Regions from separate parts of the Homo sapiens genome. Here region 2 is linked to region 1. Evidence: read pairs that join two places in POLR2A ChIA-PET (ENCODE). Cell type or tissue: Panc1. All regions are shown on one strand. Each heading gives the region's core, and the rest is flanking DNA. Links, peaks and the distances in the headings are about the cores only. Region 1 overlaps HSPG2 (heparan sulfate proteoglycan 2). Region 2 overlaps USP48 (ubiquitin specific peptidase 48).

Region 1 (5,485 bases), core at 1-5,000:
CCCCCCACGAGGCCGAAGGAGATGAAGTCGGGCTGCCGGTTGGCCAGGTTGGTGGGGCTCCCTGGGACTCGCTTCTGCCCATTGTACAGCAGCATCCCTGGGTGGGCACCACTGTGTAAGGGGCCCCCTTCCAGCCACAGGCTCCCTGTCCTCCCCCACCCTAGAAACCACCCAAGCTCTTGAGCCTGTCCACTCTCGGAACCTGTCCCTCCCTCTGGCACTCCTCACACAGCCAGGGCCTTCTCACTATCTCAGGGCTGGTGCCCCAAACGCAAGGGCCTTACTGAGCGCCCCTAGAAAGAAACTGAATTTGCTTCACACACACTGGAGTCTCCCTCAAGGGGGAGAGGGAGGCAGAGACTCACCCGAGTAGAGAAGGAGGCCTGGACAGTGAAAGTCAGAGACCCGTAAGAGACGAGAGAAAGAGAGGAGGAAAGGGTGAGATGGAGGCAGAGGAGGGAGGAAGGAGCAGAGATGGGGAAAGGAAGCTGGGACAGGAGGACTGGGGGTGATGCCCCGGTGGCAGAGGAGCCACGAGGAGGCTGGAGATATCACAGAGGCAGGGATGGAGAAGCCGGGAGGCACAAGAGAAGGCACACCAGGGTGGAGGCCCAGAGGTCTGGGGGCTTCTGGAGAGGGAGGGCTGAGGGATTGGGGCAGGACTGAGGGGCAGCCAGGGCTCCTGCCATGATGGCAGTTACTCCACGAGGTCCCTCAACCCAGGCCAGCCCACCCCGCAAATTAACCCTCCTGCTCACCATCGGCTGAGTCGGGCCGGAAGGTGATCTTGATCTCGAACTTCCTGTAGGCATCCTTGATGGTGGGCAGCGGTAGGAAGGAGTAGGGGGTCTGCGTGAAGTAGGGCACCACCCGCTCTGCCAGCAGAGAGCACAGCTGAAGACCCTGCCAGTCAGGGAGTGGGCAGGGCACTGCCAATTCTTAGGGGTGGTGTCTTACCTGGCACCTGCAGGTGGGCAAAGGCTTTGACCTTGCCCTGGCGGTTAGTGGCGGTGCAGACGTAGGTACCTGCGTCCTGGGGTCGGACTGAGGGCAGCATCAGCATGTTGTTCTCCAGGCGGCTGTCAGGTGGCAGGCTGCCATCCAGCTGCAAATGCACTAGCACTGAGGGCCCTGGCCTTGGCCCACGGCTCCAGGGGCCCACCTCCCATCTGTGCCTCAGGCCCACCTTCCAACATTGAGCGTTTGCTCTTGGCCAAGCCTGTGCCACATCCTGGGGACACTGAGACGCTTCAGATCTGTTCCCAGCCCCCAAGTCATGCCCGCTGGTTCCCTCTCCAGCACTTACCTTGCTCCAGCTGATGTCAGGAGTGGGGTAGCCTGAGGCTATGCAGGGGAAGACAGCTGCAGAACCAGCAGGCACACGGACTTCTTGGGGCATTGAGATCTGGGGCAAGGCTGAGAGGCATGGAAGAGACATAGGCCATCAACATGACAGTCACAGATATGTGCCCAGCCTGCACCCTGATTCATTTCATCTTCACACCACCCCTTGAAGGAAGCCACTACATTCCATTTCACAGATGAGGAAATTATGGCTCAGAGGGGAAAAGCGGCTGTTTGCTCCTGGTCGGGCAGAGTCAGGGTTCAGGGCCAGATCCATTTCACTCCACAGCCTGAGACCTCTTCAACATGCCTGGGCAAAAAATTGTGCAGCCCTTTGGGGACCTGAGAAGTGCACACTAGGGGCAGTATAGGTAAGGAAGTTTGGAGGCAAGTCACAGGGCTTGGGGTAAAAAGGAATTGCCTTTAAAGAACACACAGTGTTTGTGTCTGCCCTGCATCTGTTGTCCTTGTTTTACTCTCTATTAGGTCTGTTTGTTGACTGGGTTATGTCTCTGCCCTCAGACTATGCTGCAGGTCTCTCCCAGCAGAGCAGGCACTCCCTGCAGATGAGGACAAGGTTTCTTTTTTCTTCTTGATGCTCTATGGCCTAGCTCTCTCCCTGTACATTCCAGGCTGCCCTGGGGGAATCTCACTTTTATCCCCTGCTGCTGCCACCTGTTATGAAACCTGCCCCTTAAACACACACAATGGAAAATGTCCCAAGTGAACAGAAAGGAAGAGCAGAGCGGGCAGGCAGAAGATGGCAGCAGGAGAAGCCCCTGCCCCACTCACTGTCCCCCAACAAAAGTCCCCACTGGCCTTCACCTTGCACAAGCAGCAGGACGTGGGATTGTGTGGTGCCAGCTGCGTTGGTGGCAGTGCAGCGATACTGTCCCGCATCAGCCAGCTCTACGTGGGCGATCCTGACGACACCTCCGCTCTGCACAATGCCTGGCCGCAGGTGCCCTCCAACTTTGCTCCATGTCACCTGAGGCTTGGGGTCACCCAGTGCCAGGCATTCGAACTCCACGGCGTGGCCAACCACCACGGTCTGCACAGAGGTCCGGATGTTGATGAGCACCGAGGGCAGGGCTGGGGAGGAGGGAGGCAGAGGTCCAGTGAGATCAGTCACTGCAGGCCTGGCCCGAGGGAGGCCATAGACTGCCCAAGGAAAGGTGAGCACTGAAGCTCCAGCATTCATTCACTCCTCATTCACTTTTTCATGCATTCACTCACAAACACACTCACTTGTCAGGTCTTATGCATTTACTCACTCACGTGTCCACTTCTTTTTTTTTTTTAGACAAAGGGTCTTGGTTGTATTCACAGGTGTGATCACGGCTCACCACAGCCTAGAATTCATGCGCTCAAGCAATGCTCCCAGCTTAGCCTCCTGAGTAGGTGGGACTACAGGTGCGTTCCACCATGCCCGGTTCACACTGATTCAATCTTCATCGGTTCATCTGAGCACTCACACACTCCATCCATATCCTTCTTCCCTCCCTTGAAATATGTATCAAGCCCCTTTTACTCTATGCTAGACACAAGCAAGGCAAAATGGAATAATTCTCTTTATTCTGACACATTTAGGGGGATTCCTAGGGAACAGGGTCTGGGCCTTGTGCCTCTCTGCCTTTCTCATCTCTGTTCCCTGCTCTTAGCAGAGGCCTGAAGCCACCCTCCTACCTTGGATAACCAGCTGGGCACTGGCCTGGGCCTTCCCCCAAGGTCCATGGGCCTGGCATATATACGTCCCTTGGCAGCTCTGGTCCAAGTTCTGGATTCTATAAAGAAAAAATAATAAGACATCAGGGAGTTGAAAACAACTGATAGAATGCTTTGCAATTGGGCTGGGCGTGGTGGCTCACGCCTGTAATCCCAGCACTTTGGGAGGCTGAGGCAGGCGCATCACTTGAGATCAGGAGCTTGAGACCAGCCTGGCCAACATGGTGAAACCCTGTTTCTACTAAACATACAAAAATTAGCCAGGCGTGGTGGCACACGCCTGTAATCCCAGATACTTGGGAGACTGAGGCACGAGAAACGCTTGAACCCGGGAGGCGGAGGTTGCAGTAAGCCGAGATTGCGCCACTGCACTCCAGCGTGGGTGACAGAGTAAGATTCCATCTCAAAAAAAAAAAAAAAAAAAAGAATGCTTTGCAATTGTGTGGGCATTAAAAACTGATGTAGAACAGCACGCAGTGTTGCATTCTAGTTTCCCAATAACCACTAGAGGTAGGCAGGCAGGTTGGGGGGCACCACACTCATTTTAGACAAAGACCTTATGGTCTAGGGCTCAAGATTACACAGTTATCAAGTAGCAGAGCTGAGATCTGGGGTCATTTGTGTATTTCTGGCCCCAGGGCCTGTTCTCTTTCCTCCGCTAATAATAAATATGAATGGGCCACTGTTTACTGAAGGCCTTCCAAGCACCAAGCACTGTGCAAGTGCTTCAGACAATCTCCTTTCAGTCTTTTTTCTTTTTGAGATGGAGTTTTGCTCTTGTCACCCAGGTTGGAGTGCAATGGTGCGATCTTGGCTCACTGCAACTTCCGCCTCCTGGGTTCAAGTGATTCTCCTGCCTCAGCCTCCAGCGTAGTTGGGATTACAGGTGCCCACCACCACACCCAGTTAATTTTTTGTATTTTTAGTAGAGGCAGGGTTTCACCATGTTGGCCAGGCTGGTCTCAAACTCCTGACCTCAGGTGATCTGCCCGCCTCAGCCTCCCAAAGTGCTGGGATTACAGGCATGAGCCACCGTGCCTGGACCTCATTCAGTCTTATATAACCCACTGTACAGCTGAGAACACTGAGGCTCAGAGAGGTAAAGTGATGTGTCCAAGGACAGTGCTTCATGTTGCGCCCCCTGGGGCAGGTGCTTTAACTCTGCTCACTGTGAGCCCTGGGCTATGCTGCCCAAGTCCAGTCCTGCCCCCGGCCCCACTCACCGGAGCACCCCATCCTGCACGCTGTGACCCGGAGGCAGCTGACCCCCTTCCTTGAACCAACGGAGCTGGGTACCCCGGTCGCTGGGCACAGCACAGTGGAACTCAACGCTGGCCCCAATGCTCTTGGTCTCTAGCTGAGGCGTGACCTGCACGGTGGGCGTGGACCCTGCTGGGATGGAGGTGGCAGGGAGAGAGCCGGGAGGGCCTGCGGGGACATGTATGAGGTTCTGCAGGTATATGTGTGTGTGATGTCCCTGATGCCCCTCCAGGGACCCAGGAAACCCCCAGCCCAACATTCAAGGAATGTTCTCCTGATAGCCTCTCTGACCAGGGAAAAAAGACCGTTCAGTGGCAGATTCATTCATCTGCACACACAGCTGCCATTCCACCAACATGGATAAGGGCCTGTGGAGCGCTGGGCTCTGTTTCCACAGCTCCTCGCTTCTGGGTGGGGAGGGCAGGCCACGAAAAGAGTGGGAGGGACTCAATACTTTTTTTGAGACGGAGTCTCGCTCTGTTCCCAGGCTGGAGTGCAGTGGCACGATCTCAGCTCACTGCAACGTCCACCTCCCGGGTTCAAGCGATTCTCCTGCCTCAGCCTCCCGAGTAGCTGAGACTACAGGTGCGCCACCGTGCCTGGCTAATTTTTTTTTTTTTTTTGTATTTTAGTAGAGACGGGGTTTCACCATGTTGCCCAGGCTGGTCTCAAACTCCTGAGCTCAGGCAATCTGCCTGCCTCGGCCTCCCAAGGTGCTAGGATTACAGGCGTGAGCCACCGCGCCCGGCCATACTCAGACATTTTAAGGAAGGACAGCAAAGCCTATTCTGCCTGCAGTTTAAATAAGAGAATCCAGGGACTTGGCCATGGCAAAGACACCTACACATGCAGGGGACAGATGGGAGGCGGGGGCTGATGCATACTGTCCCCATTTACTAAGTGCCTACTGCGAGCCACAGTTTTACATCTGTGTTTACCTCTGTGTACCTTTCCAACTCAGCCTACATGGTTGGCATTGTTCTCTCCACTTTACAGATAAAGAAACTGAGGCTCAGGACGAGTGCAGTGGCTCACGCCGGTAATCCCAGCACTTTGGGAGGCTGAGGTGGGTGGATCACATGAGGTCAGGAGTTCGAGACCAGCCTGGCCAACATGGCGAATCCCCTTCTCTACTAAAAACACAAAAATTAGCCAA
Region 2 (5,260 bases), core at 1-5,000, 70 kb before region 1:
ACTTATTTTGTCAATCCTTTCAACTCTGCTTTTCAAAGGTGTAATATCAAGTCTTGTTTGTTCACTCCCTCCTCTTGGACAAGTGGGTGGTAAAAATTTTTCACACGGGCCGGGCGCGGTGGCTCACGCCTGTAATCCCAGCACTTTGGGAGGCGGAGGCGGGTGGATCACGAGGTCAGGGGTTTGAGACCAGCCTGACCAACATGGTGAAACCCCATCTCTACTAAAAATACAAAAATTAGCTGGACGTGGTGGCAGGCGCCTGTAATCCTGGCTACTCAGGAGGCTGAGGCAGGAGAATTGCTTGAACCTGGGAGGCGGAGGTTGCAGTGAGCCGAGATCACGCCACTGCACTCCAGCCTGGGCGACAGAGCGAGACTTCATCTCAAAAAAAAAAAAAAAAAAAAAAATTCACACGACCTGGCTGGGGAAACAGATACTCCCATGTGTCAAACACAGACATCATTCTCAGAAAATAGTTCCACTGGATCTGTTTAGATTTTAGTCTCCAGTTCCTGATAGCAAAATAATTCAGACAATGAAGAAAAGGTAGGCTCTCCCTGTCCCCACCCAAAAATCATGCATACTCAACTGGTTCTAAAGCTGGCATCAAAAGGCAAACACAACCTATGGCCTAAATATTACCACAATAAGACTTTCAAAAGCTACTATGAGAAGCTGGGAGCAATCTGTATTATTAGGCCCCACAACACTGGCATTGTTCTTTTTAAATTTTCTTAAATTAATTGCTTGCTAGGTATCACTGAATACGTCTTCAGTCGGCTAGAACACCACCACAGCAGAATGCCAAGTGCAGGTGACCTGTGATAGACTACCACCCCAGGCCAAACCTATGGCTCCCGAGCCTCTATGGCCACACTTCAGGTGGGAACCAAAAAGCCAATGGCGGTGCTTTGCATTAAAAGGGCTTGGGCTTTCTAAACTTCTAAATTGTTGCTAAGCCTTTCATACATAGCCCAATATGGGGGGGCGGGGTTGTGTTTGTTCTCTTACTTGGAGAGGTAAAGAATCTACTTAACAAACACAAATAACAGCTGGGCGCAGTGGCTCACGCCTATAATCCCAACACTTTGAGAGGCCAAGGCGGGCAGATCACCTGAGGTCGGGAGTTCGAGACCAGCCTGGCTGACATAGAGAAACCTCGTCTCTACTAAAAATACAAAAAATTAGCCAGGCGTGGTGGCACATGCCTGTAATTCCAGCTACTCAGGAGGCTGAGGCAGGAGAATCACTTGAACCCAGGAGGCAGAGGGTGCGGTGAGCCGAGATCATGCCATTGCACTCCAACCCTGGTAACTAGAGAGAAACTCTGTTTCAAGAAAAGGAAGGGAGGAAGGAAGGGAGGGAGGGAGGGAGGACGGATGGACAGGCAGACACAAATCACAGTTCTAATTATAAGCTGTTACTTCTAAAGCCAGCCTTAGCAGCACAGCAGAATGCCAACCACAGAGGGCTGTAGCCTCTCCCATTCGTCATTCTCCAATGCCCCTAACTCCATTTTATCCCTCCTTAGGAGTAGGCCCCAGGTATCAAGGATCATTTATCATCATGTGTGTGCCAATTTCCTTACAGTAGAAAAACAGTTATGTGTACCTGTGTCTATCAACTATCAAAACAGATCAAGGAGGTTGAGTGTTTCACAAAATATGAGACAGTGTCTGGGAGCAGTGGTTCACACCTGTAGTCCCAGCAATTTGCAAGGCTGAGGCAGGCAGATCACTTGAGGCCAGGAATTTGACACCAGCCAGGCCAATATGGCGAAAACCCATCTTTACTAAAAATACAAAAAATTAGCCAGGTGTGGTGGCATATGCCTATAGTCCCAGCTGCTCAGGAAGCTGAGACAAGAGAATTGCTTGAACCCGGGAGGCAGAGGCTGCAGTGAGCTGAGATCACGCCACTGCACTCCAGCCTGGGCATCAGAGAGAGACCCTGTCTCCAAAAAAAAAAAAAAGCCTGGGCGCAGTGGGAGGCCGAGGCTGGTGGATTATGAGGTCAGGAGTTCAAGACCAACCTGGCCAAGATGGTGAAACCCTGACTCTACTAAAAATACAAAACTTAGCCAGGTATGGTGGCAGGTGCTTGTAATCCCAGCTACTCTGGAGGCTGAGGCAGAGAACTGCTTGAACCCGGGAGGCGGAGGTTGCAGTGAGCCGAGATCGTGATTGTGCCACCCCACACCAGCCTGGGTGACAGAGTGGCACTCCGTCTCAAAAAAAAAAAAAAAAAAAGACTTGATTACATAGGCATGACTGATTGAATCACTGGCCACTGGAGATTAGCAACCTTTAGTCCTCTCCCCTCCCAGAGGTCAGACTAAAAAGTTCTAAACCTCTCATCGTGGTTGGTTCTCCTGGCAACCAGCCCATGTGGAGGCTACCAAGAGCTCCCAGCCATCAGTCATTTCATTAGCATACAAAAAGACACTTAGTCACTTCAGAGATCCCAAAGGTTTTAGGAGCTGTGCCAGAAGTAGTACAAAGACTAAGCATATATTTCTTATAAATCAAAATATCATATAACCCTGCAGGAAAAATAACTAAAGAAAACATCTCAAAAATGTTAAATGACAACAATGTTTTTGTTTCAATAATTCTACTTCTGGGCACAGGTCCACCAAACTTGAGTAATAACAGCACAATGGCAATGCCATAGTACGATAAGGAATTCAGATAATTTAATGGGTACTTTGTTCCAAGACTGCACTGTATGAGAACACCAACGTGTTAGGCAGAGGATAGGTTCCAAAAGGTTTGGTTATGACGTACTAAGCAGACATCTGCTGTGATTTTAGGCCAGGGACACACTTTGGCAGCAGTAAACAGGACAGACCGGGCGGGGTGTGGTAGCTCATGCCTGTAATCCCAGCATTTTGGGAGGTCGAGGCAGGCGGATCACTTGAGGTCAGGAGTTTGAGACCAGCCTGGCTAATATGGTGAAACCCCGTTCTCTACTAAAAATTCAAAAATGTGCCAGGCATGGTGGCACGCGCCTGTAGTCCCACCTACTCCAGAGACTGAGGCAGAAGGCTCGCTTGAACCCGGGAGGCGGAGGTTGCAGTGAGCCGAGATCACGCCACTGCACTCAAGTCTGGGTGACAGAGCGAGACTCTGTCAAAAAAAAAAAGGGGGGGACAGCCCGAAGCTGAACAAGGCATGAGACGTTCCGAAGCTAAACAAGGTGTGAGACATAACTAACAATTTTTCTAGTGGAAGATGAGGTCTTAAAAAGCCAATTTAGGCCGGGTGTGGTGGCTCACACCCGTAATCCTAGCCCTTTGGAAGGCTGAGGTGAGTGGATCACCTGAGACAGGAGAATAGTTTGAAACTACGAAGCCGAGGTTGCAGTTAGCCGAGATCCCATGGTGCTCCGGCCTGGGCAACAAAGTGAGACTCCATCTCCAAAAAAAAAAAAAAAAAAAAAAAAAAAAAAAAAAAAGGCAATTCAGTGGGAATAGGAATGGAGGAAGTTCAAGCATATTGATGGGAAGAAATCAATAGAACTGGGGACTAATAAGATGCAACAGGCAAGAAAGGAAAGGAGAAATCTGGAATGATGCCCAAAATTGTAACAAAAAGATTTTCCAGGCTGGATGTGGTGGCTCACACCCGTAGTCCCAGCACTCTGAAAGGCCGAGGCGGGAGGATCACTTGAGGCTAGGAGTTCAAGACCAGCCTGGCCAACGTGGCAAAACCCTACTAAACTTCTACTAAGAATATAAAAATTAGCTGGGTTTGGTGGCGAATGCTTGTAATCCCAGCTACTCCAGAGGCTGTCATGAGAATCACTTGAACCCGGGAGGCGGAGGTTGCAGTGAGCTGAGATCATGGCACTGCACCCTAGCCTAGGTGACACAGCACAAAAAAAAACAATGTTCCACAAGTCAAAAATTGTGTTCAGGGAGTAGAAAAGTAGTAGGCTAGGTATCAAAGGGTATGAATGACTAAGTTCCTTCTATAATATATTGACTATAGGTAGGAGATACACTTTCAGTTCTGTTTTGGTAGATCTCCAATGATCTGTCATTTAAGAGTACACACGATGAGTGGAAAATTTATAATCAAAGATTTCACAGTTGCTATGCAGTTCAAAGATTCATCCTTTGAATGGGAAAGGGGGTAGGGATTTCACTCCAAATGGTCATTTACAGAGGTTCTGCTTCTTCCTCATCACCTCTTAGTTTCTTAGTTTTTATTTATTTATTTATGAGATGGAGTGTCGTTCTGTTGCCCAGGCTGGAGTGCACTGCAACCTCTACCTAACGGGCTCAAGACATTCTCCTGCCCGAGCCTCCTGAGACTCATGCCTGTAACCCAGCACTTTGGGAAGCTGAGTCGAGTGGATAACTTGAGGTCAGGAGTTCCAGATCAGCCTGGCCAACATGGCAAAACCCCGTCTCTACTACAAATACAAAAATTAGCCGGCGTGGTGGCGGGCATCTATAAACCCAGCTACTTGGGAGGCTGAGGCAGGAGAATCGCCTGCACCCAGGAGGCGGAGGTTGCAGTGAGCCAAGATCATGCCATTGTACTCCAGCCTGGGTGACAGAGCAAGACTCTGCCTCAAAAAAACAAAAAACAAGAACAACAACAAACAAAATCCATGGCCTCCTGGGCACTCAGGGTGTATAATACTCTACTCCCAGGCTCAGGTGATCTTCCCACCTCAGCCTTCCAAATAGCTGGGACCACAGGCATACGCCACCACACCCGGCTTTTTTGTATCATTTGTAGAGATGGGGTTTAGCCTCATTGCGCAAGCTGGGCTAGAATTCCTTGACTCAGGATTATAGGCATGAGCCACTGTGCCTGGGACCTTTTTTATTTTTATTTTTTGAGACGGTGTCTCGCTCTGTTGCCCAGGCTAGAGTGCAGTGGTGCAGTGGCTCAATCTCAGCTCACTGCAACCTCCACCTCCTGGTTTCAAGTGATTCTCCTGCCTCAGCCTCCCGAGTAGCTGGGACTCCAGGTGTGCGTCACCATGCCCGGCTAATTTTTGTATTTTTAGTAGAGATGGAGTTTCACTATGTTGGCCAGGCTGGTCTCGATCTCCTAACCTCGTGACCTGCCCACCTCGGCCTCCCAAAGTGCTGGGATTACAGGCATGAGCCACCGCGACCCGGCCAGGACTTTTTAGAGAGCTTTTTTTTTTTTTCTAGAGACAGGGTCTCACTACGTTGCCTGCTTACAAATAAATTGTTTTTAAAGAAAAATTTTTTGAAAAATCATTGAAGAAGGAA

What was found. ChIA-PET counts read pairs that join two places held together with the same protein. Peaks named below come from ENCODE experiments on the same cell type or tissue, not always from the same donor. Only the 100,000 strongest peaks of a DNase experiment are listed, where the experiment ranks them.
Region 2: POLR2A ChIA-PET joins it to region 1 with 13 read pairs; 3 of 35 experiments call an interaction of 5 or more read pairs at or near these places.

Annotation. Positions count from the first base shown.
Region 1 is chr1:21,832,510-21,837,994 of GRCh38, forward strand. HSPG2 (heparan sulfate proteoglycan 2) reads right to left here. Exons shown (of 97, transcript NM_005529.7): 75 at 4,293-4,497; 76 at 3,031-3,128; 77 at 2,170-2,436; 78 at 1,307-1,416; 79 at 958-1,105; 80 at 759-875; 81 at 1-97. Among named protein-coding and RNA genes, the nearest start is that of LDLRAD2, 23 kb to the left of the region's middle. In Panc1, for the core only: no CTCF peak of the experiment used is centred there; no DNase peak of the experiment used is centred there.
Region 2 is chr1:21,762,479-21,767,738 of GRCh38, forward strand. All of the region lies in intron 1 of USP48 (ubiquitin specific peptidase 48), which reads right to left. Among named protein-coding and RNA genes, the nearest start is that of USP48, 18 kb to the right of the region's middle. In Panc1, for the core only: no CTCF peak of the experiment used is centred there; a DNase peak (open chromatin) is centred at 2,335.